Linked DNA regions of Homo sapiens: region 2 is linked to region 1. Evidence: read pairs that join two places in POLR2A ChIA-PET (ENCODE). Cell type or tissue: CD4-positive, alpha-beta T cell. All regions are shown on one strand. Each heading gives the region's core, and the rest is flanking DNA. Links, peaks and the distances in the headings are about the cores only. Region 1 overlaps HIPK2 (homeodomain interacting protein kinase 2). Region 2 overlaps HIPK2 (homeodomain interacting protein kinase 2).

Evidence for each region. ChIA-PET counts read pairs that join two places held together with the same protein. Peaks named below come from ENCODE experiments on the same cell type or tissue, not always from the same donor. Only the 100,000 strongest peaks of a DNase experiment are listed, where the experiment ranks them.
Region 2: POLR2A ChIA-PET joins it to region 1 with 10 read pairs; 10 of 35 experiments call an interaction of 5 or more read pairs at or near these places.

What each region holds. Positions count from the first base shown.
Region 1 is chr7:139,760,319-139,776,385 of GRCh38, forward strand. The region is part of intron 1 of HIPK2 (homeodomain interacting protein kinase 2); the gene reads right to left. Among named protein-coding and RNA genes, the nearest start is that of HIPK2, 9.6 kb to the right of the region's middle. RefSeq lists an enhancer at 13,454-13,633. In CD4-positive, alpha-beta T cell, for the core only: no CTCF peak of the experiment used is centred there; DNase peaks (open chromatin) are centred at 7,353 and 8,143; H3K27ac peaks cover 3,662 bases.
Region 2 is chr7:139,628,737-139,641,150 of GRCh38, forward strand. It overlaps HIPK2 (homeodomain interacting protein kinase 2), which reads right to left. Exons shown (of 15, transcript NM_022740.5): 3 at 2,866-2,989; 4 at 2,429-2,548; 5 at 217-303. Among named protein-coding and RNA genes, the nearest start is that of CLEC2L, 110 kb to the left of the region's middle. In CD4-positive, alpha-beta T cell, for the core only: no CTCF peak of the experiment used is centred there; DNase peaks (open chromatin) are centred at 6,985 and 7,345; H3K4me3 peaks cover 1,035 bases; H3K27ac peaks cover 1,371 bases.

The DNA of each region.
Region 1 (16,067 bases), core at 3,051-11,050:
TTGACCCTTCAGCCACGTAATGCATTACCCATCTTAAAAAAGCTCCATTCAAAATGTCCTAAACTGAAAAGAAACTGAATGATATGAGCCTAACCATACATCAAACTGGGTGACATGCTCTCTGAGGAAGAATTTATTTTTAGGAATTTTAGAACACAGTATTTTTAATACATACCCTTAGTGGAATGCATTTTAAGAACAAAACAAAAATTACAAAGAAGTATTAAACTTTCCTCTGTAGTTCCATATTGGTAATAATATAAATATTGGTATTTCGAAACTACATTCTTTACATTTATAGGTTAAAGAAAAAATAAAGATTTTTCCATACCAGAAAAAGGGAGTTAAAATAATTACTAAGGAAAGTGAAAGCATAAGGATTTTAAAACTAAACTGGACATGTCCACCTGAACTCTTAAATTTTAACAGTATATATTTTCCAGCTTTGTCCACTGAAGTTCTCTAGAAACAAGTCACCTCTGCACCAATAACCACCCCCAATACCCTGATTGTACTCTCTAATACCATTGTCCCATACCACTGAAAAGTACAAGATGAGCTTGGGGCATTTGTGCCATGAATGAACACAGATTTTCAAGATTATAGAAGTTCTGTCAAAAGGTCACAGGACCTAGCTGAAGGGGTCTCACTGCCTAAAAGTTGTAACAAAAGAGTAATGATTAGAACACACCAGATCAATAAAAATCCATGAATGTATAATGTTAGAAAGACAGAAAAAAACCACGTGTTACTACGTGAAGTGGTTATTAAACTCCTTACTGTGAAAGTTAATGGGGAAAGGGAAAGCATTAGCACAGATCCTGCCTTTCCAGTGGGAACCATGTGTCAGGGTAACCAGACGGCCCCAGGCAGTACAGGAAAGCTCTACTTTATAGAAGAAATGAAAGAATTACAGAAACATTTCCCAAAACCCAAGGAAGGTATGGTTCAGGCAAGAATGACCACTGGGTACAAAACCATTAAGTAAACGATTTGTATGCAAAGTTATACCACACAAGTCACTTGCTGGTCTCTAGGGGGAAAGTGTAACTGGACGATGGTGGGTTCAGGCTGTCACAGCCCTAGACCAGGGGTCAATCTCAGCATCCCCAGTAGTGGGCCTTTTTAGTAACAGTGAGTGAAGCACACTGAATTAGCTCTGGTGAGATCTAGTCAAAAACAACTTGAATCCTGCAAGCTTTTCCATACAGGAAATCAGAGGATGGAGAAATAAGCCTAACCATAAAGAAGCAACCTCACACTCTAGCAGGTCAGAGGTTCTGGAGGCAAGACCAGCAACTGGTCTGCTGCTTCAATAAGAGACTGTGCTGGATTAAGAGACTAAAAGGAAGTTACAACCAGACATAGGGCACGATACTCGATTAGATGGTGATTTCGACAAACCAGCCTTGAAGGGTATTTGAGGGCCAGTTATGGAAATCGGAATAGAAACAAGGTATTAAACGAGATGAACTTTATTGAAATACAAAGTTGGAGACTGTCATCCAAAAAAATCAGATAATAAAACAGTAATACATCATTTTGGTTAAAAAAATGTGCACACATCTATGCATACAAAAAGACCTAAGAGATGTAACAGTGGTCATTTCTGGACAGAGACAGAGAGAGAGAGAGAGAGAGACTAACTGTGTGTATGTGGAGTGTTTTGCTTGCCTTTATTTTCTAATTTCCTTTAATTAGAAAATGTTATTTCTGTACTAAATACATAAAAAAGCAGTTACATAAGGCTTTAGGTTTCACTAGTAATCTACAGAAGGTCATCTTAGAAATGATCTGTTACCTTTCTAAAATATGCTAAGTGGCCTGTCCATCAGTGGCATGGAGGATTCCTGGAATGACTTGGGAACAACCCCCAAGTTGGAACTTCATTGCTTAGATGATTCTCTGACAAATCAAAGATTTCTTCCCCAGATGGTGGCAACACTGTAGAAAGAACAACAACTAGCACCGACAAAGTCTAAGAGAGATGAGGTGATGGTTTGAGAGAAGAAACAAGAGCAAAGTCAATTTTTAAGAGGGGTGCTGAAATGCCTCCTCAAGCAAACTTTACCTCCACTTCCTCATGTGAAAATGTTACCAGCAAAGTTCCAAAGCTCTAGGGGAAAAGTGAGACCAGCAGGATTGAATGCAGCACTCAAGTCCCAGGGAGAAAACTTCACACCAGATATACCTGTTCGCAGAGTGTCTGTCTCAGAATCACCCTTTGACAATACGGATACACGTGCACACCCATTTACAAACTCACCTATCAAGATGTCTTTTGCTTTTAATCATCACTGTCAATTTTTGAAGATATACTATACACTCTAAAAGGGTGGCAATTTCCTCGATTGCAGTTTCATACAAAAATCTGTATGAACAAAAGCATGTTGTACAATCATTCACTGATTTGCCAAGTTTTCAGAAGTGTCTATAATGTGCGTGATGGTAACGGGGTAGAGAACACAGAGACAACCACAGATGGGTTTCTATCTTCATGGAGCTTGCAGCCTAATGGGGAAGGCAGGTGGAAAACAAATATGCCCAAATAAGTGGGTTCATGAAAATTGTTAAGTGTCATGAAGGAAAAGAAGAGGGTGCTCTGAGATGAGAAGAGGGGAATATGATTTACACTGGAGGATCAGGGAAAGCCTCCTGGAGGAAGTGACATTTGAGGTGTGACCACAGAGTGAGCATGAATTAACCAGGCTGCCAGGCAGGAGAACATTCCAGGAAGGGAAGACTGTTGTGTGGGAAAGGGTGCTGAAGCAGGAAACAGCTGGGAACAGTCACAGAACTGAAAGAGGCCAGGATGGGGCAAACAGAGGGGAAGACTGGTGTCCAGGGAGATCAGAGAAGCAAGCCGGGACTGTGCTGTGATCCATGCTGTTCAGGATTCAGGATTTTCTTCCAAGTGTGATGGAAAGCAGTTGGACATCTGAAGTACGGCAGTGACAGAATCTAATGTGCACTTAATATCACTATGGGAAACTGGCTGGGGAAGGTCAAGAACAGGCATGGAGGGACAAGTCAGGAAGCCAGTCCAGATGAGACATTATGGTGGCTTAGGCTAGCTACAGGGATCCAAACTACAGACTGGACACCAAATTCAAACCCAAGTCTGCTTTTAGGAGTAAGATTTTGCCGGAACACGCCCCCCCCCCCACACGCCCCTCCCACCACGTGACTCGTGTATGTATTGTCTGTGCAGCTTTCACTCTACAACTTCAGTAACGGCGGCAGAGACCAGATGGCCTGCAAAGCCTCAAATATGCACCACGTGGACCTTTACAGAAAAAGTTTGCCAACCCCCAGACAAGGGATGGCAGTGGAGACAGAAATGGATGGCTTCACGATAAACAGTCTGTCGTCATTATTCCTGGATTCCACATTTGCAAATTCACCTACTCACTAAAAGGTGTTTGTAACCCCAAAGTCAATACTCAGAGCACTTTTGGTCATGCCTGCGCATGCGCAGAGCAGCAAAAAAGTTGCGCTGGTCAACACACACATTCCCAGCTGAGCTCCACAATGGTGACACTCTGCCTTCCTGTTTCAGCTCTTATACTATAAACAAGTACCCTTTCAACTGTCTATATAGTGCCACATTTTTTTTGCATTTTGGTGTGTTTTGTTGGTGATTTTGCTGTTTAAATGGTCCCCAAGCACAGTGCTAAAGTGCTGCTTAGTGCTCCTAAGCACAAGAAGACTGTGATGTGCCTTATGAGAAACGCATGTGTTAGATAAGCTCGTTCAGGCATGAGTTATAGTGCTGTTGGGCATGAGTTTGATGTTAATCAAAACTATATGCTAAGATATATGTTTAAACAGAAACACACATAAAACATCATCACACCAACATATGTAATGCTATACCAACGTACAACATCTACCAACATACAACATTATTACACCAACGAAACTGATACTACGTATTGATCAGTCAATGGAAATATGACCAGAGGCTCACAGGAACCTAACTCTGTATCTCCCTTAGGAGTAATGATTCAGTATTCACTAATTCAGTGTTCCTGGCGACTTTAGAGAACACAGCTATGGCGAATGATGAGAATGGCTACACCTGGGAGGCAAAAATCAATACAATTTGGTGATGGGTTAAATGTTAAGTAAAACAAAGTCAAGGATGACTCTGGGTTTCTGATGTGAACTACTGGGTGACAGAAGGTGCCATTTATGGAAATAAAGAATTCCAGAACAGCAGTATATTTCAGGGGGTTGACCAAGATGTTTCCTTTGAATGTGTTAAGGATGAGATATCCAAAGAGAGAGGTCCAGTAGCTTGATGGCTTTATGACTCTGGAGCTGAAAAAAGAAGTCTAGGTAAAGATACAACTTTAGGAGTCCCTAACAGATAGAGGGAGCATTGAAAACCTGGGAATGATATGTCACCTGGCGAGAGGGGTAGAATGACAGCAGGGCCCAGGCCTGAGAGCAGCACCCAGACAAACAGGTGGGTTAACTCAATTTTTCATCTTGGTGGTTTGATTTGTTTAATATAAAAGTATTATACTTTAGGCTTGGTGTGGTGGCTCACGCCTGTAATCCCAGCACTTTGGGAGGCTGAGGCAGGTGGATCACCTGAAGTCAGGAATTTGAGACCAGCCTGGCCAACATGGTGAAAGGCTGTCTCTACTAAAAATACAAAAATTAGCCGGGCATGGTGGCGGGTGCTTGTAATCCCAGCTAATCAGGAAGTTGAGGCAGGAGAATCTCTTGAACCCAGGAGGCAGAGGTTGCAGTGAGCTGAGATCATGCCACTACACTCCAGTCTAGATGACAGAGCGAGACTCTGTCTCAAAAAAAAAAAAAATTAAACTTTGGCAAGGAAATTAACCTGGTGATGTATCTAGAACCCAACAGATGTTCAAATCCCTTGACCTAGTATATCTACTTTGGAGGACCTATCCTAACATCTAGACAAACCTCAATGTTACATAGAATTACACTGAGGAATAACTCATGATAGTAAATAACCTTAACATTTGGGGAATGTTTATGCTGACAAGACTAATAATATTTTCCTCTGTGAGTTCATCTACAGCTTCTAATCTTAGAAATTTCAACTCCTCCAGAGGTTTAATAAATATCCACTTCCATTTCCTTCAAGCTTTTGTAAAAAGCTTTGTAAAAAAGTGGAACGTTTGTCTTTATCTGCTAAAACGCAAGCTGCTTCAGGGCAGGAATTTTATCTGTTTTGCTCAATGCTGTACACTTGGCACCTAGGAGAGTCCCCAGAACACTGAATGTATTTTGAACATATTTTTGTCAAACCTCACATTTTAATCAGGCAGAATTTACATTGGTGTAATGATGTGAGGTGATGATACCCACTGAGATTTTTCAGATTGCTCTCATATAGTCCCATTCCCATTCAGGTAATCAGCCTTCCTTTCCCCATGGCCTCACAGCACCTCCTCCATCTTCTGTTAAATGCTCACAGACTATGGAACCTGAAATCTGCCTCCCCCCTTCTGCCCCATGGATGGGTCTGTCAAATTTTGTCCCAGATTTGAAGCATTATGGTTTGACACTGGATAGAGCTAACCCCTTCACCACTCTTATGGTCCATGCCTAACCTATGTCCTACCACCTTATCTTTCAAGAAAAGCAACAGAAATTGGTCTCTCAAGTTTTAAAATACTTATCCAGATTTTGATGAAAACAAAGACCATTGATACTTGGAGAAGAACCAATGTATTTACAAGTTGCCCTCTCTCATCTAGGAGGGATGAGGAAGAGTCTCTACTGTGCAGCTGGTGGTCAGGAGTCAGCTCTGGACTCAGACTGCCTGGAGTCGATCCCATCTCTGCACTCAGGAGCTGCCTCACCTGCCTGTGCCTCTGTGTAACACTGTGGAAGTGGAACCTCTTTTGAGTGTTACTACAGGGATTCAATGAATTCACACATGTAAAATCTTAGTGCAGAACTGGCAATAGCAAGTGTGCGGTATTAGCTGTTATGATCATCTTCCCATAACATGTTTTTCCTTAGAGGTCTCAGTAAGAGTATTCCTGAATATTTGATATGTTTTGCTCTCAAAGGGGACTCATGGCTTGGCTGCCCTCTACCACATTCCTACATGCCAGCCACAGGTCCAAGTGCTGTACATTCACCACCTCACTTGACCCTGTTTGATGAACAGGACAAATGGAACAAGAGTGTCACAGAAATCTGTGTTAGCACCTTCGGTCTCCAGCTTGATTGCCTCTTTTCCAAGGAGGATCCCAGATCCTTCTTACCGGAGTCAGTCTTGCACATGGCATGGATCACTCTAACTTACCTGCAAGAAGCAGGGTGGCCTGCCAGTGAAGATAAGGGCATGCGCTGGCGACAAGTGGACTGAGGTTCAAACTCTGGCTCTACCAATTACTTGTTATGAGTCCTTGCATACATTATTTCATATCTCTAAGCCTCAATTTCCTCTTCTGTAAATGGAGAAAATCATAGAGCTCTTAAATATTAGTTAATAATAGTGTATTACTATTGTGAGGATGATATTTGGCCCATTTTATTCTGGGGCCCCAAGACCAAACTGGATGAACTACACAGACCAGCTGGCTCTGAATGAACAAGAGAAAGTGGCTCCTGCACTTTGTGACCTTCCCTGAGAAGATGTGAAGGCAGGTGAGAGGAGAGGAAGTCGGAGGCTGGATCTGCATGTGCCTATGGCTTCTGGAAGTCACAGCCACAAAAGGCAGTAGAATTGCGAAGAATGCTAAGGCCAGGTCCCTGACTCTCTCACATCCAAGAAAAGCTTTCACCAAAACAACCACCATCTGATTCTAAATATTTCTGACTTTTTGTTCTGAATGTACTCTTCCAAAACAATGGTCCTCAACTGGAAATGCAAATGCTCAAGCCTACCACAGACCTACTGAATTAGAGACTCTGGGGGTGAAACCCAGCAATCTGTTGTAACAAGCCCTCCAGAGAACTGAAGGGCAAAAAGGTTGAAGAACCACTTCTTCCAGACAGTCCCTTACACAAATACACCCCAAAGAAGGTTCTGTGTGTACATCCACTTAGACCTTCACACCTACAAGTAAAACAAGGCAAATACACGCTCAAGGAACACACAGTCAAAGAATAAACAGGTAGGTAAGGGAGCCTGGCTCTGTGGGTAGACAAGTGGGAAAAAATAAATAGGTGGAAGCAGAGAGCAGAGACGCCATCAAAGAAGGATGGTAGGAGAGGCCATGGAAGTCAGTGGCTGAAACCCACAAAACATAACAGCTGTCAGAATTACCAGGTTCTCTGTCAGGTTTCACCAGCAGAAGGAACATACTGGTTACTGAACTACTTTGGCAAGCAACAGGAAATGGGTCAGTTTCATCAGCTTTGCTTTAGGAAGCAATCATATGTATGAGACCAAGGTTGAGGAGGAAAAGGAGAGCAGAGGATGCAGAAATGCAACCACCAGCCATATAAACAGGAAACATTTCAAGTTGCCTTTGTTGCTTCAGTTTTTGAAGCAAGGTGTCCCCTTATCAGTACTGCCTTTAGGACAGGGCAACAAGGGCTCAAGCCCTGAACCTCATTGGGTCAAGGCCCAAGCTCACCCCTCCCAACATGGGCTGTGCCCATTCATAGGCTGAGCACCCACCCTCTTCTTCAAGACCAGGCTCTGGGTCCCTGGGGCCATGAGATTCCCTGCCCAAAAGGCTTCATGCCTGCTTCCAGGCCCTTTCCCAGGGCCTGTGGGTGTACATGTAGACCTGGAAGGTGGGCAAGAGGCACCCCAGTTCCAAGCGGAGGTGGGAGTGGTCGCAGCTTGGACACACAGACCAGGAGTAGAGAGAGAGAATTGGGTGGATGGCAGACTGGGGGCCTCGCTTCACACTCTTGACCCAAGACCCACAAATGTCAGGGCAAGCTCACTCCCTAGTTTGTGTCTTATAACCGTGAAAGTCTGAGTGTTCAACTAATTTCAAATGCTGCTCATCTGGACTGAAATGCTTCCCAGGCAGGTGGGGAGTAGCCCCAGACAGAGACTACAACAGGACCCTATCTGAGGTCAGACTGTCATGCCTGGAGACAAGAGGCAGGGCTCAAGTTTTGGTGATGTCAAAGAGATAAAATGACTTTAAACTGTACCTTGGGAAATCAGTTTTTTTTTTAAAGCTGCTTAATGACTTAAAAGTGCTTTGAGGTTCTGTGAAACTCATCATGATCGTACTGACTTCTCTCCTGTGATTTTTGTTGTTGTTGTTATTAAGTAGCTCATGGTGACAAGCTGTGAACTTTCTCAGGGAAACACAAGGAACCACTGAGGGCACTGTGGCCTTGCTTTCCTTGGGACAGAGGGAAACACTCCCTGCAGGAGGGGCTCAGTGTAGCACTGTGGGCTGCAAGGGGACCACGAGAACCAGAACTCAGGAGCTTCCGTATGCCTCTGGGGAAAAAGGAAGTGGCTCTGACAGCCTGGTAGGAACCACTATACCTGGAGCCCCACCTGGCAGTGCAGCCTAGCAAAGCTCCACTCGGCATTCTGGAGTGTTCTGGGGCTTCTGTGCACACTGCTACAGGGGAAGGGAGAGGAAGAGCCCTAGCTCTGCTCCCCCAGCACACATAACATTGGAACAGCCTCTTCATTGCTCTGGCCTCAGATTCTCATGTGTCAAAGACTGAATAATAACGCATGAAGACCCCACCAGGGTTATACTATGACCCAGTCAGATTCTGTGAAATGCGAGTGAGCCTACAAAAAGAGATTCTTTAGAAAAACAGAACATCATGGTATTGCCAATCCCAGCAAGTTTTCCTGATCCTAGATCACTGCCATAAGGTGTGGGGAGGAAAGCAAAAAGAAACCAACATTTATTGAACCTCTGGACCAGGCAAGCCGACAAGTGCTCGATGCGTGTTCTCCTGCACCACCCCAACAGCAGCCCTGCCCCAACTCCACGGCCGCAGTGCCTTCCACCGCACCACAAGGCCTCCCAGCATGGCCCACCTCCATCTCCACGGCCGCAGTGCCTTCCACCGCACCACAAGGCCTACCAGCATGGCCCACCCCTGGCTGTCTGGTTCCTTCTATTATACCCAGGCCAGTAAAAATTACCTTGTTCAAGTATCATTCTGATAATATCGGTCCCCTTCTCCACACCACAAAATGTCACTTGAATTAGAACCCCTTTTAAACCTTTTAACAACTGATCCCAAACACTTACCATTCTCATCTGCTAGTCTATTTTGTGCTTACCACTCCAGCCAAGCAAAAATTACTTTGCAAATGAATTCCATTATGCACTCTGCTTATTCACCTTGTTAAGCCAACACCAGAGCTTTGCCTATTGCTGTTGTCTCTTTCTATAGGAATACCTCATTTATCCGACATCCTTGGAAAGAAGCTATCCACAAAATTGATCTACATAAATTAATTTCCCTCTCTACCAGAAACTTAACCATTTAAGCAGCCTTAAATCCTCTTTGGAGTACATCACTGTAACAAGCAAATGAAAGAATTTCTTTAACCACTGACTAGTGGAAGCATTTCTGTAATACATTAGAGAACCTCCCAGGCTCAGTTAACAGAACATAATGAAACTGATGAATCTTTTCCTGATGGTACAGGTCACACTTAATGAATAATAGTAATGACACTGTGCTGGAGCTGCAGAGGTGAGTGGTTCAGGGGAAAAGGCCGAAAGCACGTGTGCATTCTCTCTTGGTGCTCCTTCTCCCTGTCACGAGTTCCCCTGACACTTACTATCCTCCAGAAGTCCCTGCTATCCGCTCAGATTCTGGTGAGTAGATGCCGTGACACAGAATTCAGGAAGGTGTAACTTGCTGTCTTTCTGTACAGTTTCAAAAACGTACATGCTGGTTTTTGTCAGAGCCCTATAAATCTTTCATTAGATACAAAATAAACAAATTTTAAAAGAACACATTTCCACAATCGGCAATAAGCTGGAGTTTTCCAAATCTCCCTGCCCTGTGACTTTTTAAAATTTTTTAATTTAATACTCACAACCTCGGCATTATAACCCTGTGACTTTTAACAGAAATCCAGGCACAAACACCATTAAAATTTGCTTCCTTAATGCTATGAAACTATAAGTTCTATATTGTATAGAGCTGGCTTCTTATCATAAGCCCTTGGACGAATGATTTTACTTGGGAATAACGATTCCATAGGTTGAATCAACAGGGAAATATTAGTGTGAAGGAAAATGGTAAAAATACACAAACAAACCCTTTGTTCTTCAAGATGCAAATCTGTGACTGTGTGAAGCCAGAAGTGCTTTCGTAGTCAATGTCATGGAAGGTTCTATGGTGATCTCTCACTGCGGATGGACAGAACCACCTGGAGGAAAAATACCCTTGTCCACTCACATATTAGGCTGCATTCTTTTTGTGACAAAGGTTTTTATAGAGTCGACAGCATTAACACATGCAGAAGAATTGATCAATCTTAATTCTGCTTAAACACAGTGGCATTTAATTGATCAGAACCTACTAAGGCAAAAGTACTTAGGCAAGAATTGTTAAAACAGACTACTGTCAAAAACATTACAAATTTGTTCAATGCTGTATTCAGAAATAAGTAGCTATAAAACCACAAAGATATTTTGGAGTTTCAAAGGTTTTCTGCCTTTTCTTTTTTGGCAATGATTTTACTAGCTTGCTTTCTAAGGGCAAAGATATCTGTCAGAAAAAACACAACCTGCAGTGATGTCGTTCATTACATCTTTTGCCTTTTCCATTGGCTTTAAACCAAAGAGAGGGAGGACTACCCTCTGAAAGTCTGACTTGTAACCACTCTCATAAACACCTAGCTCACTCACCTTGGAGAACCTAGTAAAACAGGTATGGCTTTAGCTGACTCAGAATCTATAACGAATTTGACAAACGGTCCCTTCTAAATGAGGATGACCTGACACTGCTCTGAATCATCAAGATTCTTCTGTGTGCTTGCTCTTCTTTCAAGTGTAGTTCAAGTTTTTATACTTATGGCCTCTGCATTCTGTTTGTCAGATCTACGGGAGATAATTAAGCAAGATTCTAAAGAGTTGGAAGTTGAGGGGTGAAATGCAAAGTGATCAGTGGAGTCAAGCAGAAGGTGGCTTTGTTGGGGTGAGGGATGCCAGATACAAGTACAAGAAAAATAAAGACGGCCGAAATGAATGCGAGCTACAGATGAGTCACCAATCCAGGGCTGCGTAAGTTATAACTTAGATGCATTAAAAGGAACAGTCAATTCCAGAAATATTTATGAAGCGCCTACTAGGTTTAAGGAACTGCACGGCTATTGTAGGGGACAAAGATGAATCAGACATGGTTCCTGCCCTCCAGGGGTTCACGATGATGCAAGAACCCTGAAGTCGTTTTTCTCTTATATGCGGTACTAATGAGAACATTATTAAAGAGCTGTATTCAGTTTTAACTGCCACCATTTTTTTAAATAGGGAGAAACTAGAGAGAGTTCAGAAGAGAGAAAGGAGATGCTTTCAGTGACACAAAACCGGCTCTGTGAGGAAAAAGCTAAAGAGACCCAGTTATTATCTTTAAGTATATGAAAGGTTTTAGAGAAAGGAATTGAGTAAAAGAAAACAAGTTTGAATGACAGCAGGCGAGATTTCAGCCAGGCCCAGGAATTTCTTGACAATCAGGTTAATAGAATACTGGAATTGGTCACTCAGGGAGTTCCAACTGCCCTTTCCTGGAAAAAATAATTAAATAAATAATGAACTGACAATTTCAAGTCACAGACATTCACCTTCCTGAAGACGGGGGTGAACTATATCTGTGTCAAGGTCTTCTGCTCTGGGGCTCTATGCCCCTGAAGCTAGGTCAGGCTTTTCTTTTTCCACAATTCCCTGAATGATCTGCTCTGGGTAAGTAGCCACTGAATGCTTCGGAGTGACAGCCCGATCTATATCCCCACCACCAAGTGCCACACAACTACCTGGAATACAAGGTCTCAGCCAGGCGAAAAGGCTGGGAATCAATTCTCCAACAGCCACATATGATGCAAGAGTCCACTCGCAACAAAGCCTACGACACACCAAATATCAGAAACGAAAGTCTCTGAGAACTTGTGCAAATAAGAAACGTATTTGCATTGGCAAGGATATAAAATTTAAGTAACAAATAGAAGAAGACAGGATCTTCTGCAAGTTACAGACAGTAATATTTATGGACATTTCTAAGAAAGCTTGTAATGAGTATTTTCTACACTCAGAAACACTTTTTTGAGTCTACGTAAAGAAAACACTTCAAGAGAGATAGGAAAATGGGGTCTTCCCACTCTTTATTTATTTATTGAGAAAGACTCTCGCTCCATTGCCCAGGCTGGAGTGCAATGGCACAATCTCAGCTGACTGCAACCTCCGCCTCCTGGGTTCAAGCAATTCTCCTGCCTCAGCCTCCCAAGTAGCTGGGATTACAGGCACCACCACCACGCCCAGCTATTTTTTTTTTTTTTTGTATTTTTAGTAGAGATGGGGTTTCGCCATGTTAGCCAGGTTGGTCTCGAACTCCTGATCCACCCGCCTCAGCCTTCCAAAGTGCTGGGATTACAGGTGTGAGCCACTGTGCCTACCCAAGTCTTCCCATTCTAGCTGAAGAAAGCATAGGCATGTTAGAAGTATGAACTGCCACTAAAAAAAAAAAGGAGAAGAAAAAATTCCATCTTGAATCAGACCCATGGTCTAGTGAGTCTATGCTTCTTTCACTTCCCCCACCCTGTAAAGTCAGGGACAGGGATTAAGATTTTGTCATTTCGACAAACCCAGAACCTGCCACAGGGCCTGACACACAGCAGGTCCTGCATAAATGTTTGCTGAATGAATGCGTTAAAGATGGGCCCTCGTCTGTCAAGAGGTGGAACATTTGAGTTCATGTGGGTGAAGGGCGCAGGGCGGTGCACAGCACAAAGTCAATATGGCCTAAGTCACAGTGATCACCGTGACCCTCAAGCATCTGGGTTTCTTTTATAGGAAAAATAAAGATCTGCCTATACTGTAGGTTTTTCTTTTCTTTTTTCCCCCAAAAGAGAATAGCTATATGAAATGGAACTCTTGCGAGTTTGGGCCTTTCAAGTTCACATCCCATCGGTGGTTATATAAAGTCTACTGCCATTATTCTGAAGCCCGTCTTTGACACCAACCCAAAGTCCTTGAATTGTCATCAATAAGACTACCAGAAAGCACAGGCGAATTACACGTTCAGAGAACAATAAGAAATGCTCACATATCACACCCTCTTGATCATCACTACTTTGCTCCACACAAACCTCAAAGGTGGTTCCCCAAGACTGGTCTCTATGGGAGGAAGGGAGAGAGAGAGAGATGAAGAAATATAAAACATAAAATACAAAGAATCTGAGCCCCTGTAACTTACAGAAAGCACCAAATTGTCTTTTGTAGGAAAATGATGTTTAATGCATGGTGAGGCAGACCCTGGCTTGTGGTGGGCGAGGAGCCTCCCCTTGGAGGAGGCTCTTGGTGAACCACCTCTGGGTGCTCCCTTGCCCAGCCTGCTGCCTTGTTTAGGAATGGATCTTGGTTAACGGCAAAGGTTATCTTTCATACTTGGGGATACTTTCCAAGAGGCACAGCTGCAGCCCCTGAAACTCTGCCCCAGCAGTTTATTTCCACATTTTTCAAGTAGCACAGAAAGTGCCACTATAGAAGAGAAATTCTCTACCTGAAACCAGCAGAAGCTCAATGCAAATAAAGAATCTGGAAAGGTCACAGAGGGAGTAAAAAGAAGGTTCTTTCTTCTATGGCTATAGGGGGTTTATTGTTGCTGGTGCCCAAACTGGAAAGGGAATCGCAGGAGATTAATAATTGAAATGTTGCTATTATTGGTTTTCGAAACTATTTGTGGGTTATTCTTTCCCTGGAGTCATCATGTCTGTAAGCATCTCAGAAGATAGAGGGATTTAACACACTCTGAGAAGATGCCTACTACAGCCAGGGACTTTACGTGCACTAGTTTCTAATGGAGTTCCTGCACAGTCCAATAAAGCCCAAAGTCGTATCACTAGATTCAAACTCAGGTTTCTCTGATTCAAGTATCATAGCACATTGTCTGAAATCAAGGATAAAATTAAGGCACCTTACTCACTACTCAAATGTGGCGAGAAGAAAAGCAACATTTATACTTACTCATTTTTAAAATATAAAACCTAAACACAGGAACAGATATTTTAGGGCATGTGTCATCAAACTCTGCTAACCCAAGATGATTCAGAATCTCATTTCTTGGTAGACAGCTTGGTAGATAGGCATCTTCAGGTCCATCTGATGATGAATTGCAGCAGACAGTTTTTGGAAGTCTGTGAAGTGTTCCTTTACATAAGCCAATAGTAATCAACACAGCATATCTCAGGGAGAGGAAAACATAAATAACTTGGAATTTAGGCTCCTCTCATTCAGAACCCATAATAGAGACCTTGGTGGTTGGCCTTTGCACTAGATATTGAAAAAGCCTCGCAAAGCAAGTTGATGGAGGAAATACAATCACAAGGCAAATGTTTAACCTTCTAAAGAAAATAAACCTTTTTATAAGAAGTTCAGTTCCAAACCACCAAAAACTAACATGCTATTTATAAACCTATCCTTCAAGCAAGCCCTGGAAGACTGATTCTCTTTGCCACCCATTAATTGGTATTATCAAATACCCCTTGTTTCAAAAACAGCATTTCTGTCTAAATCTCTGGCGGTTCAGAACGCTCCATTAATGTATCTGGGCCTTCACCTGGTATTCCAACTTGGTGCAGCAGCACCCCATTGAAACAATTCCCTCTCGTGTCGTTATACTTTTCCTGAGAAGAATCATGCACACTCTTTAGGAGCTCAAAACCCACAAGGAATCCCTCTTCTTATAGAAATCTACAGGAAAAGCTCTGCTCGTTTAGCATGCACACAGGGAGTCCATGTGCTCTGATTGAGACAGGGGAAAAATCAGGTTTCCTGAACCCAGAGGATGTCACCACGGCAGGAGAAAGGAGGTCATCAGAGTCTTGGCACACTCATCACAGTGAGTGAATGCGGGTCCTAGCAACCTAATCCTTGATTCTAGAAGTCACCTGTCTGTTTTAGAGCATGTCCAACAATCTCTTTCAAAAACACCCAGATCTGGGCTTTTGGCAGACTGATGTGGGCCAGTTGAGGTGGGATGGGGAGGAAGATTAGAAAAATAATTATAAAGGTGCACAGATAAACATCCGGAATAAAAGGGTGCACAGCGCAGGAACAATGAAGAGGGCACACGGACAAGATGGAGGGAAACTGAGGGCTGAAAGAGGCCACCGCGGAGGTCACCTGAGACAGGGAAGGAAGGCTGGCAAATAAAAACAGTTCATGAGACTTTTGAGATCCATGATTATTCTTAAACCGTAACACCCTACACACCTGCAGTTCTTTATCTGGCGTAAGGAACTGGAAGAACAATGTAGCAGGAACGGGGAGAGCCAAGTCTCAGCCTCGGGGGCATGGCCTACCTTCCATATGGATTTAAAATGAAAGGAGCAGGAGGAGAACAGTGCAGTTCCCAAGATGGCTTTCCACAAAGTTGACAAAATACACCCCAACTCACATACCCGGTCCCTAGTAACAGGGAAACCAGCCGTTTACTATAGTTCTGAATTCAATGCCAAGTTCCTTCTCTCAACTCACCGGGAGTGTCCAGCAGAGGGAGTCTCAAGGAGGTACTTAATAAAGAGAAAATTGTTTCATTTTAACACTCTAGACAGTGGGAGCATTGACTGTAGCCCCCTCCTGTAGACGCAGATGAACAATGAACGCCCGACATGGGTTCTCCCGCATGTTCACATGTCCACCGGCATGTTCTATTCTGCGTGGTGGAGTGATCAGAAATTTCGTTTTGTTTTGTCGAATGGTTAAATGGACCTTGTGTTCTTCAGAATCAAAGAGGAAAGCCCCTGGAATAACATCTCTCTGTTGCCTTCTAAACAGCCCCTTTGTTTCTAAGAGAGTCTGAAAAAAAAATATTTACAGTCTATAGGTTATTTACAGCCTCGTTATCCAGGGCCTGACTGGTAACTTTATTCCGGCCAGAAACCTAATTCATTTGGA
Region 2 (12,414 bases), core at 4,095-12,094, 130 kb before region 1:
TGGAACGATTTTAAAGGAGCTGGTATGAAGTTTTAAAAATGTTTCACACACCAAATGGTATTCTTACTAAGACTGGCTGTAACTATTTAAGGTCAAGGTCAACCACTGCAGTTGAATAATGTGGATTTCAACCCATTATCTTCTATTACTATTGCAGAAGTCTTGCTGCCCTTGGTTTTAAAGGGCTTACGTTGCATACTCACCCATGAAGCTTACCTGGGCCATATCATCTAAACAGTTGAAAATGTACTTTCTTGCTTCTTTTGACTTAATCCCTGTCTCTGCTTCATGGTCATCTGGTGTCTGTCAAGAGAGGCAAAAGCCAATTGGTAGCGTGACTTAGCTCCTCATCACTGGGACTCAAGCCTTGGAACTCCTGTGTCTCACAGAGGGTCTCTTTCCCACATTTCGGAAGAGATTTTGATTCTTCAATGACCTGCACACCTGCAATTCCCTTCTCTCTTCATCCACACCAACCCATCCCTCCTCCTTCCTATGCACACGTGTCAGGGGCTGGCTCCGGGTCAGGTATGGAGCAGTCTTGCTCCATACCACAGGCTGATCAAGGTATGCCACATCCTCGATCAGCTTACAGCCTTCTCTGAGTCTAAGGAATAAGGCAAGATTCCATTGTGGAAAAGCAAAGGGCTTTCCCATGCATTTTCCAATTTTATTTAATAAACCCTTATGCACATAGCTCTTGCTACGTGCCAGACATTGTTCTAAAGCACATTTATTCATTTAATAGTTTTGACAACCACATTAGGTAGCACAGTTACTATCCCCATTTTCCAGATGGGGAAACAGGAAGAGAAAGCTCCAGGCACTTGCCATGGTCACATGGCCAATAGGTGGCAGCTGGCCCCAGAGTTTGTGGCTGGGCTGCCCCTCTATTGGTGGCTGAGACACAGACCTACATTCCCCAAATGGCTGGAGATACTGCTGTTTCCAATTACTATGGATTTCTGTACTCATCCATGAGGTAATCCAGAGGTAATTCGTCTTCAAAATCTCACTCAAGGACAGCACACCTGGAGCGGCTTAAGTCCTGGGAACAGCTGGACATGTGGGACTGAGGCTCTTCAATAAAACACAACAGCAAACTCCAGCCTCACCCTCCTCCACCGGAGGACTCTTTTTACTGGACCTGACCTTGACACTCACCCTCACAGTTGCCAAATGCCAGGCCTCCCATCAATAGCCTGAGTGCTTGCTCAGTTCCCAAATCTCTTTTCTCAGTCTTTTGTGACTACTGGATATATATTATCTTTAAACCATATTAGGATTTGGCTGCAGATTCCATTAAAAAAACAAATCCAAAACAACAACAAAACAAACACCCACCCACCCTGCTGCAAAAAAAGAAATACCTAAAATGAAACATATTTAAGACTTTATTATTTTCTTTTTACCAGGAAAATACTTTGATTTTAATTGCTAGGCACAGATCAAAGTGAAAGCAAACTATGTTTCTGTTAAAGTGAAGCCCCTGCCCCCGGAGTTTCAGGTTTATGGTTACTTGTGTGAACCAGACACCTCCCTGGGCCTTAGGATATTCCCATGGGCTCACCAGGCAGCCTCCTTTGCCTGGAACCCCTCTCCCTAACCCCCATCACCCCAGCCGCCACCCCACACTTCTATACTGGGCAAACCCGCTTCATTCTTCCTTTTCTTTTTTTGAGACACAGTCTCACTCTGTCGCCCAGGCTGGAGTGCAGTGGCACAATCTCAGCTCACTGCAACCTCCGCCTCCCAGGTGCAAGTGATTCACGTGCCTCAGCTTCCTGAGTAGGTGGGATTACAGGAGCATGCCACCACGCCCAGCTAATTTTTATACTTTTAGTAGAGACGGGGTTTCACCATGTTGGCCAGGCTGGTCTCGAATTCATGACCTCAAGTGATCCACCCGCCTCAGCCTCCCGAAGTGCTGGGATTACAGGCGTGAGCCACCACGCTCCCTCTTCATTCTTTAGGGCCCAGTTCAAATGCTCCTCCTTGCCCCTCTGCTGCAGGCAGAATTAAATGCTCCTTCCTCTTGGCACCCACACCCATTCTTGACCAGGAACAGGGCCCTTACTACAGTGGGCGGGAGCTTGTGGCACATGGTCCTGTCTCCCTCTGGACTGCCAGCTCTCAAGGGCAGAGTGGGGTTCGTTTCTCTCCCTAGCACAAATCAGACAGTCATCAAGGCTTATCGGATTAAATCCTGGGAGTTCAGCAATCATAAGGTTGGACTCTCACAGGCGGCGATAGGCCAAGGGAAAGAGGGGCTTCTGAGCATTCAGATTCAGCCATACCATGTATTAACAACAGCACCCCCAGTGCCCTCATTTTGCTGACTGAATCAAAAGCTCCCCACTAATGGGTCTACGGCCCTCTTCCCTAAGCGCTGGGCCACTGTGAGGAGTGGAGGAGACGCTCTTCCTACCTTCAGTCTCCACAAAGGATATGGTGAGTCCGTGTCACGGTTGAAAAACCTAGTTGTCTTTGTCCCGGCGCTTAATAAATATTCAGCAGGCAAACCCTGTGTTTGTGAAATATACCGAATCTGCAAGAAAAGATAAGAATGAGGTCAGGGCTTTTCCTGTCACTATACATATGGTATACTAATGGCTCTGCTGGCTTTGAGAAAAATGAAAATGACAATTTTTGTAGGGAAAGAAGTTAACAAAAAAGAGAAAAAAGAAAAAGGGAAAAGAGAAAGGAATAAAGAAAAAATAGCAAGGTTAAGGGAAGCAAGGTTTGGGAGACAACGTGACATTCCACAGTCCCGCCCATTTGTCATGTAATCAATGAAATGCTAATCCAGGCTATTTTCCAGATGAAGAATGAGGTCTTGTGAATATCTGTGTCATCTGGACCCACCTGATCATACTCCGAAGCTCCTGGATATAACGGCCAACCCAGGAACAATTCTGCAATAACACAGCCCAGGGACCACATGTCAATTGCCTCACAAAATGGTAAACCAAGGATGATCTCAGGGGCCCTGAAAAGGAAGAATGGAAGAAACCATTAGCAAGTTGGAAATGCAGGAAGCTGTTTCTATATGAATACTATCTTTCAAACCTGGGGTGCCATTACTGACTCCTCCTCTGAAGGGCCTGTGGCTCTCAGGAGAGGCGCTGTGCTACAACAATCCTTCCATTCTTTGGCTTGGTCCCCTCCATTAGTGGAGGGCCCACTTGGAAGGTTGGCTGAGATGAAGGATAAGTCTGTGTGTTTAGAACACACCTACAGAGAACCACGTCTACTGACTTCATTACCTTCACACGCCAATCAGATGAGCTAACAACCATTTTAGAGATATTCTGAAGTTATCTTTTGTAGCTGAAAGTCTGGGAAACTAATCTTCAGAGAATGCCTGGTTTTTACAAAGGAGTTCTGAAACGCAGGTCTTCTATTTTCTTCTGTCTATCTAGAGATGGGAACTCACTATGTTGCCTAGGCTGGAGTGCAGTGGCTATTCACAGGCATGATCATAGCTCGCTATAGTCTTGAACTTCTGAACTCAAACAATCCTTCTGCCTCAGCCTCCTGAGTAGCTGGGTCTATAGGAATGCACAACCACACCTAACTCGAGGTATTCTATCTTCAGGAAGATGTAAAACAAGCTGTCCCCTTCCCAAAATAACGGGATTAAGTCCAATATCTGTTTATGCCAATTATCCTTTCTTAAGAATTTACATCACACTTTCTTAAGGAAACATTGCTATTTTTTATTAGCTTCTAAAAAGCTAATCTTCTTAGAAGTTACCTAATATTACAATTATAGAACCCCATTCATGAATACAGAGTCTGGTATCAACCAGGATTCCAGCGTAAACTCCATGAACAACCTGTTCCTGAATGCAGGAGTTCTGTCCCTTCAAGGAAATCACCTAAACCCCAAGAGAACATTTCACAGGGAGTTGGTAATCAACACTAAAGAGACCACCCAGGTACATCTTCTTTTCTAAGAATCTGTCATGATTAGGTAGGGGTATGTTTTGGACAAAACCAGGCTCAAAGTTTGAGATATGAACACAGCTTATGTTTTTTTAAAAAAATATGTCTCAAGGCCAGGCACGGTGGCTCATGCCTGTTATCCCAGCACTTTGGGAAGCTGAGGCAGGTGGACTGCTTGAACCCAGGAGTTCAAGAGCAGCCTGGGCAACATGGCAAAACCCTGTCTCTACCAAAAACAAACAAACAAACAAACAAACCCAAATTAGCAGGGTGCGGTGGTGTGTGCCTATAGTCCCAGCTACCTGGGAGGCTGAGGCGGGAGGATTGCTTGGACCCGGGAGGTGGAGGTTGCAGTGAGCTGAGATTGCACCACTCTACTCCAGCCTGGACGACAGAAATAGACCCTGTCTCAAAAAAAAAAAAAAAAAAAAAAAAGAAAGAAAGTAGCTCAAGGCATTCTGCTGATAATGAAATGCATTAGCCTGATTTTTGTTTTCTCTATAAATTTTCCACTTCACTAAGAGATGGTAGAAGAGGCTACTTTCCTACCCTTTCTGCAGCCTGGAGTGGGAGTGAAGGGAGCTGGGGAGACCTTTCTCTTGGTTACCTTTCACACACCTAGCATGAGAGTGGGGAGGAAGAGGGCGATCAGAAACACCCCCACTGGTCTTGGATCTTCTAGCTGAATTTTTCTCTACTGAAAAAGTACCTCCTCTTCCCCCTTTAAATTTGTTCTCATTGCTAATCTTTTTTCTTTATATAATAGTATTGAAAAGAAGAAAACAAACAAAACCCAAAAATGTCTTATTACCAAGTTCTGATTTTTCACAAGTAAAATGGAGTTTGGCCAGGTGTGGTGGCTCATGCCTGGAATCCCAGCACTTTGGGAGGGTGAGATGGGAGGATCACTTGAGCCCAGGAGTTTCAGACCAGCCTGGGCAACAGAGTGAGACCCTGTTTCTTAAAAAAAAAAAAAGGGGTTAGGCGCAGTGGTTCAGGCCTGTAATCCCAGCACTTTGGGAAGCCAAGGTGGGAGGATCACTTGAGGTCAGGAGTCCAAGACCAGCCTGGTCAACATGGTGAAACCCTGTCTCTACTAAAAATACAAAAATTAGCCAGGCGTGGTGGCGCAGGTCTGTAATCCCAGCTATTCAGGAGGCTGAGGCATGAGAATCGCTTGAACCCAGGAGGCAGAGGCTGCAGTGAGCCGGGATCGTGCCATTGTACTCCAGCCTGGGTGACAGAGTAAGAGTCCGTCGCAAAAAGAAAAAAAAAAAAAGCCAGGCATGGAGGTGCGCACCTGTGGTCCCAGCTACTCAGGAGGCTGAAGTGGGAGGACTGCTTGAGCCCAGGAGTTTGAGGGTGCCATGAGCCATGATTTGCACCATTGCACTCCAGCCTGGTAACAGAGCAAGACCCTGTCTCAAAAAAAAAAAAAAATTTTAGTTTATTCCTTTCCTCACAACTAGAGACTGGGTACTGGCTACTACGTGCTTCTAGAGTACCAGTCACACTTGCCGGTCTGGGCAGCAGAAGGAGTGACCGCTGGGGGCTGGAGTGAGTTGCCTTGTTGCTATTTAATGAACCTTCCGTTGTCCCCATCGCCTGCTGCTGGGCGTCTTCAGCTGCCAGTGTTCTGCTTGGCACTTCACCCCCTTTGGCCTTTGTCTCCTTTGGTCCCCACATTGGACTGCGCATGTATTGTCAGGGGCCACTCTTACTCACTGGCACTGATGAGCTGGGGATGCCTGTGGTGGCTCCAAGACATGTCCCTGCTGCACCCTTGTCTTCCATGTGACCACGAGCCCACCACCTGCCTAGGCCACCTGTGTCAGTGTTGGCCACATACCAGGGCCCCCAGGTTCACTCATCATTGTGTGTAACTGATAAGATTACTGCCAGGTTGCCTCTAGCAGTGCCTTTAGAGATCGTTTCAGTTTATTTAAAACATCACATCCCTTAGAAAAAAGAAGGGACTATCTGTTTCAGGTTTTTTTTTTTTTTTTTTTTTGAGACAGAGTCTTGCTCTGTTGCCCAGCCTGGAGTGCAGTGGCATGATCTTGGCTCACTGCAACCTCCACCTCCTGGGTTCAAGCGATTCTCGTGCCTCAGCCTTCCAGGTAGCTGGGATTACAGGCACCTACCACCAGGTCTGGCTAATTTTTGTATTTTTAGCAGAGGCGGGTTTTCACCATGTTGGCCAGGCTGGTCTCAAGCTCCTGATCTCAAGTGATCCACCTGCCTCAGCCTCCCAAAGTGCTGGGATTACAGGCAGGAGCCACCATACCTGGCCAGAAAAGAAGGGAATATCTGAAAAGAACACTACCAAAAAAAGTATTATGGTGTCAGAACCTGCTTTTCTCTCTGCCCTCCCTGTTCTAGAGTCAGGGGTGGCCTCCTGCCTCCTCTCACGTGGATCTAGGCCTCTTCATGGGAGGAGAGTTTTGGCCTGGACTGCTGGCTCAAGGATCAAGCACATTCTCACCTCTGTCCCCCGATTCTTGTCACCTGGCCTCTTGGCTGGCCCCTGCCCTCTTGCAGCCTGACGTTTGGAAGTCTGACGCTCCAGTCTGTAGGTTTGGATGTTTGACACTCAAGTAAGTCTTAGGAAGGCCGGTCTGGCCCCAGGGGACTTCTCTGAACTTGACTATGGGCCTGCCCTTCCTATCAGGTTAGTTACGTGGTTCTCATGGCCCGGAAGGCTGTTCCTAACCCACGGAAACCTCGTTTTCCAGTTTCCATTCCCCAGTGATGAACAAGGCAGACTGCAACAACTAAAATGGCCACACAAAGGCACTTTAGTGATGTTCTTTAGCAGGAAACACCAGACATAGATTTTGACGACTGACGTGACATGAACGGGGCCTGGGAAAATTGCTTGTAGTCCACCAAGAAAATGAAATGGCAGCCATTCACGGTACCATGATACGTGCCGCAGAATGTTCCTGCTGCGACCGTAAAGAACAAATGCCCAGGCATCTGGCTAGGTGGCTGGGAGACAGTACTGTCTGCGAAGGCCTCTGATGCTGCGAAAGCCACATCAAAGCACACAGGACAACTCGAGTCGAATACAAAACGTGTGTCACAGAAAGACACAGACATAAAAATCGAGCCGACACAGCACACCACATGCTCTAGCGGCTCCCACGTTAGAAAACAAAGCAGAACACAAGAACAAAACAGAACACAAAAAACAAAACAAAAGCCCCAAACACAAACCTTTCCTAATCCCTTCGTCTCCCAGCAGCTGCTGCCCTAGTTCTCAGCTCCCCTTCAAGGCCCACTCTCTGGAGAGAGTCATCTCCCCCTGTGGTTCCCACCTCTTCACCTCACAGCATTTGCTCAGCTTCCTCTAATTGGAGTTGGACACTCTGCGTCACTGACGCGCTGCACTTGTTGAGATCAGCAGTGATCTCCACGCTGTCACATCTGTTGATCAACTTCTTAGCTCTGTGACCTGGGAGCCACATTTTTTTCACGCGGGTGATCATTCCTTCCTGCCCTGAAACACTTATTCTTGGTTTTCATGACATCGCTTGCTCCCCATATCTGTCCCGCCTCTCTGCTTGTGGCTTGCCCATTTCCTTTGTAGGCTCGCCCTCTTCTATCCAACTGCTGTGTGTTGGCCAAGTCCTAAGCCCACCGTCTTCTCTCCTTCCACCCAGCCCTAGATAATTGTTATGGGTTGAATTGTGTCCCCCTAAAAGTTATGTTGAACTCCTAATTCCTGGCACCTTGGCATGTGACTTTATTTAGGAATGGAGTTGCTGCAGATATAATTAGCTAAGATGAGGTCACACTGGAGTAGGTGGGCCCTAATCCAATGTGACTTGCATCCATATCAGAGGGAAATCTGGACATAGATACTGACACAGCAGCAAGATGGTCATGTGAAAAGGGAGGAAGAGATTGGAGTGATGCTGCCACAAGCCAAGGAACACCTGGAGCCACCCGAGGCAGGAAGAGACAAGGAAGGCTCTACCCCTGGAGCCTTCAGAGGGAGCATGGCCCTGTTGACACCTTGATTTTGGATGTCTTTTGTTTTAAGCCAGATATTTTGTGGTACCTATTTCAGCAGCCCTAGGAAACTGACAGTCATCTTACTCGCTCCATAGGTTTAAATTCCATTTGTATTCCCAGGTTTGTCTCCATCTTGGAATTCTCCTTCTGGCTCTAGATTTGCATTCTGGAAGCCTGGTATTGCCTCTGGAATGTCTCATAGTCATCTCCAATTCCACACGTCTAGAAGGGAACTATTCTCTGATCCCCCTCTCTAAACATATTCCTTCCACTGTCCTCCTCATTTTATGAAAGGGAACCACCACCCTCCAGCTGCTTAGGCAGAAATCCAGGAAAGATGTTTGATTTCTTCATCCCCACCATCTATCCACTAACATGGCCAGCTCCAAAGTCTCAAGTCAGCCCCTGATTCTCCATCCCCCCTGCCGCAGCAGTGGCGCTGGTCACCCCTGCGTCACCTGGAGCTTCCACTGCAGCCTTTCCACTTGTCTCTCCCTTCCTTGTGCCCACTTCCTCCATGGCAGCCACAGGGAACAGATGGCACCCCACCCCCTTGCCGTAAGCCTTCAGGGGCTCCCCACTGGACTTGGAATGAAATCTAGACCCCTCCATGGCCATGGGGCCTCCACGATTGGGACCCTGCCCACCTCTCCACCATCACTGCCAACCACTCTCCTAGCTTAATACGTTGCAGGCCCGTTGGTTTCCTTTCCATTTGCAAGAGTACCTGGAGCTCCTTTGGAGCCAGAGTCTTCGTGGGATGCTGTTGCTTCTGCCTTAAATGCTCTCCCTGCTGGCTGTCACATGGCTGCCTCCTTCTCATCCCTCAAATCTTAGCTCAGCTGTCACGCTACAGACAGGCCTCCCTTGACACCAGTTAGTCTTCATATAGGGTGCCATAAATGCCACTTCACAGCACTTTCTTAACCTGCTCACTGTCTGTCTTCCCTGACCAAGTCTATGAGGGCAGCGCAGGCATTCGGTAGCCACTCATTAAGCATTTGTTGATCAAATAAACCTTTATTAAATATAAGAAAGTGTTAAAATATGGATTAAGACAAAGCTCTAAGGCAGTGCAGATAAAAGAGAGTAGAAGGGCTGAATCATTATGCAGCAATCAAGGTTTGGGCATGAGGGGGCAGGATTTAGCCCAAGGAGGAGCAGAAGCTGAGGCTCAGAGAGGGGCACGAGCAACCCGGCTCACACTCACCACAGCAGGGCAGACAGCAGGAGTGCCAAGGACACCTACTTGCAGGTGGCCAACAAAAGAATTACAGCAAAAATGACAGGGAGGAGGAACAGGAGGGCTAGAAGTGGCACCTGGCTCATGCAGGGTTAGGACTTGGGACCTCAGGGATTTAGCCCAAACCTCTTATTTTATGGCCATTGTCATTACGCCCTCTAGAGCCTCCACCTTAGCTCTTATGTTGAAGACTTTATCCTGCGCAGTCCCACTGCAGCATGCGAAATCACATGCTCTTCCATCTGGGCCTCACTACAGCCACCTGCTGCTCTCTTGCCTTTGGTTTTAACCTTTTCCAATCCACTCTGGATCCCTCTCCCACCCCTAAGGGTGCAGCCTTTTCTCTGCACTCATGAGACATGTTTCAGATACAGCCTGCTCCCCTCCCTGCCCGCTTCCATTCTTCCTTATTCAAACAGACACTGCCCACTGTCTCTGTGCTGGCTCTACCAGGTGACAAGCATACAAAGATCAATGACATACTCAGACCAGATTGGTCCAATAAATACTAACTGAGCACCCACTGGCCCCACAGAACCATCTTAAAGAATTTCCTCATCGCTATTTTGGGACATCAGAAATACTTTAAACATATATATGAAGTGTCAGACAAAATCTGCACCTAAGAAAGAGGACTCATTCCTTTCCAACATTCCCAAAGCAAGCCACTAAACATTCTTGTTCTGGAGAAAGAGAGTAAATAATTGTCTTTTTTTTTTTTTTTTTTTGAGACAGAGTCTCACTCTGTTGCCCAGGCTGGAGTGCAGTGGCGCGATCTTGGCTCACTGCCAGCTCCACCTCCCGGGTTCACGCCATTCTCCTGCCTCAGCCTCCTGAGTAGTTGGGACTACAGGCGCCCACCACCATGCCCGGCTAATTTTTCGTATTTTTAGTAAAGACGCGGTTTCACCATGTTAGCTAGGATGGTCTCGATCTCCTGACCTCGTGATCCGCCCGCCTCGGCCTCCCAAAGTGCTGGATTACAGGCGTGAGCCACCACGCCCAGCCAATAATTGTCATTTTTGACACACAAATACGTTTGCATATCTGCCTCTACTATACCTCCTGGAGGGCAGGGTCTGCATCTCACTTGTCCTTGATCCTCAGCCTGGCACACAGAAGCTGCTTCGTAAACAGCTGCTCAACACCCAGCCCATAAACCCTCAGGTAAGGGAGGTAGTTCCCCATTTGGCCCCCAGGAATCTTTGGGGACTTCAGACCATTTTGCTGGGATCTGATCTTGCAGAGGCCTTGTCCCCCTGCTCTGCTAGTCTATAAGGCTCTGAGGTCCTAGAAGTTCAAAGTCAAGTCTAAAATGTTTCTTTTCATCCAGCCCACCTGAAGCATGTTGGATGGTTGCTAAAGCATGCTTAATCTTCAGGGAAGCTCATTCTGACAGTCATTCTGAGCCAGAATTTGTTTCAAGCTGTCCTCACTCACTTATTAGAATATTCAACCACCATTTACTAAGTGTTTCCTCTGTGCCAGGTACTGTGCTGGGTGCTAAAGATCAAAAAGTAAACCAGACCCTGCAGCTCTTCCAGGAGTTCACCGTCTAGCCAAGGTAGCAGCATAGCGACATCTGACATACAATGTGTGAAGTGTGTACATAGTACACAAAGATGGGGGAAATTGGAGGAGGAGAGAGAAAGCAGGATGGGCTTCCCAGGAGGAGTCTGAGCTGAGCCTTAGTAAGTGGCCAGGCAGGGGTGGCTACCACACACAGAGCAGCGCAAGTCCCCCAACCCCCATGTCACTGCTGTATCTCCAGCGCCTAGCACGCAGCCTGGGCATGTAGGTGCTCCATACACATTTGTAGAAGGAATGAGTCTATGTCAAGTGCACACCCTCAGCAGTTGCCAGTTTTCCCTGGAGCTGGCAATGCCACCTTGTCAGTACCTCCTATGTGAGAGGCAGACAGCTTGGCCTTTCTGTTTCAGAGTTTACATGGTTTTTTGGGTTGATCATCACATGTCGGTTGCTTCCACAGGGGCTGTTCCTGTTCTCGGTTCGGTTTCAGGCAGGTAGGGCTGCTGGTTCCTGAATACTGTGAGTGAGCATTTCCAGGTTCTGTCATAACTGATCTCTCATTTGCTCTTCCTCACCTTCACTGCTACAGCTCCACCCCATGGAACCATCTTAAAGAATCGCCTCATTACTATTTTGGGACATCAAAAATACTTTAAACACACATGAAGTGTCAGACAAAATCTGCACCTAAGAAAGAGGGGGATAATTTCTTTCCAACATTCTCATAGGAAGACACTGAAAATTCTATCTTTCTAAAGAAAGAGGAAAAACAACTGTCATTTTGGACACCATCAATATGGAAGCTTTGATGATTTAGCTCCACTCGCTCTCTTGACTGCACACACTGAGAAGCATTCCCAGATCATGTCCAGATCATATGACCCTGCAGGGGAATGGCCTCCAGTGGAGGTGTAGAGGCTGCAGAAGTCAAGAGGGCGTGGCCCGCACTTGGGATCCCAGTGTTCACCGGGTTGAATCCCAGCCCTGTCAGGTACTGGTTGTGTACCTACTTCTGGGTACAGGTATGAAGACTAGGTTAAACAGAGCATCATAGGGGGGCACCTTGCAGAGGCCTGGCATAGAGTAGTCAGCTGAACAATACTAAACCACTTATCTATAACACGTCTAAGTCCATGTGAAAGCAATGAAATAAACAGATCATCCCTCTTCCTTATTTTTTTTTTCTTTTTGAGACAGGGTCTCGCTCTGTTGTCCAGGCTGGAGTGCAGTGGCACAATCTTGGTTGACCGCACCTTCCACCTCCTGGGCTCAAGCAACCCTCCCTCCTCAGCCTCCTGAGTAGCTGGGACCACAGGCACATAGAAACAGGGTTTCACCATGTTGCCCAGGCTCTTCTTGAGCTCTTGAGCTCAAGCAATCCTTCCGCTTCAGCCTCCCAAAGTGTTGGGATTATGGGTATGAGCCACTGCACCCAGCTTCCTCATTTTTTAAAGCCACTTTCTTTCTGATATGGAACACTCTGTTGAAATACATTAAAGCATATACACTAAACAACTGTTTCATTTATTTACACAAAAAGCTGAAAAGATTAATATAACCAACAGTGAAGTACCTACCACCTAGCTTTAGAAATAAAAACTCCCTGGCCGGGTGCAGTGGCTCACGCCTGTAATCCCAGTACTTTGGGAGGCCGAGGTAGGTGGATCACCTGA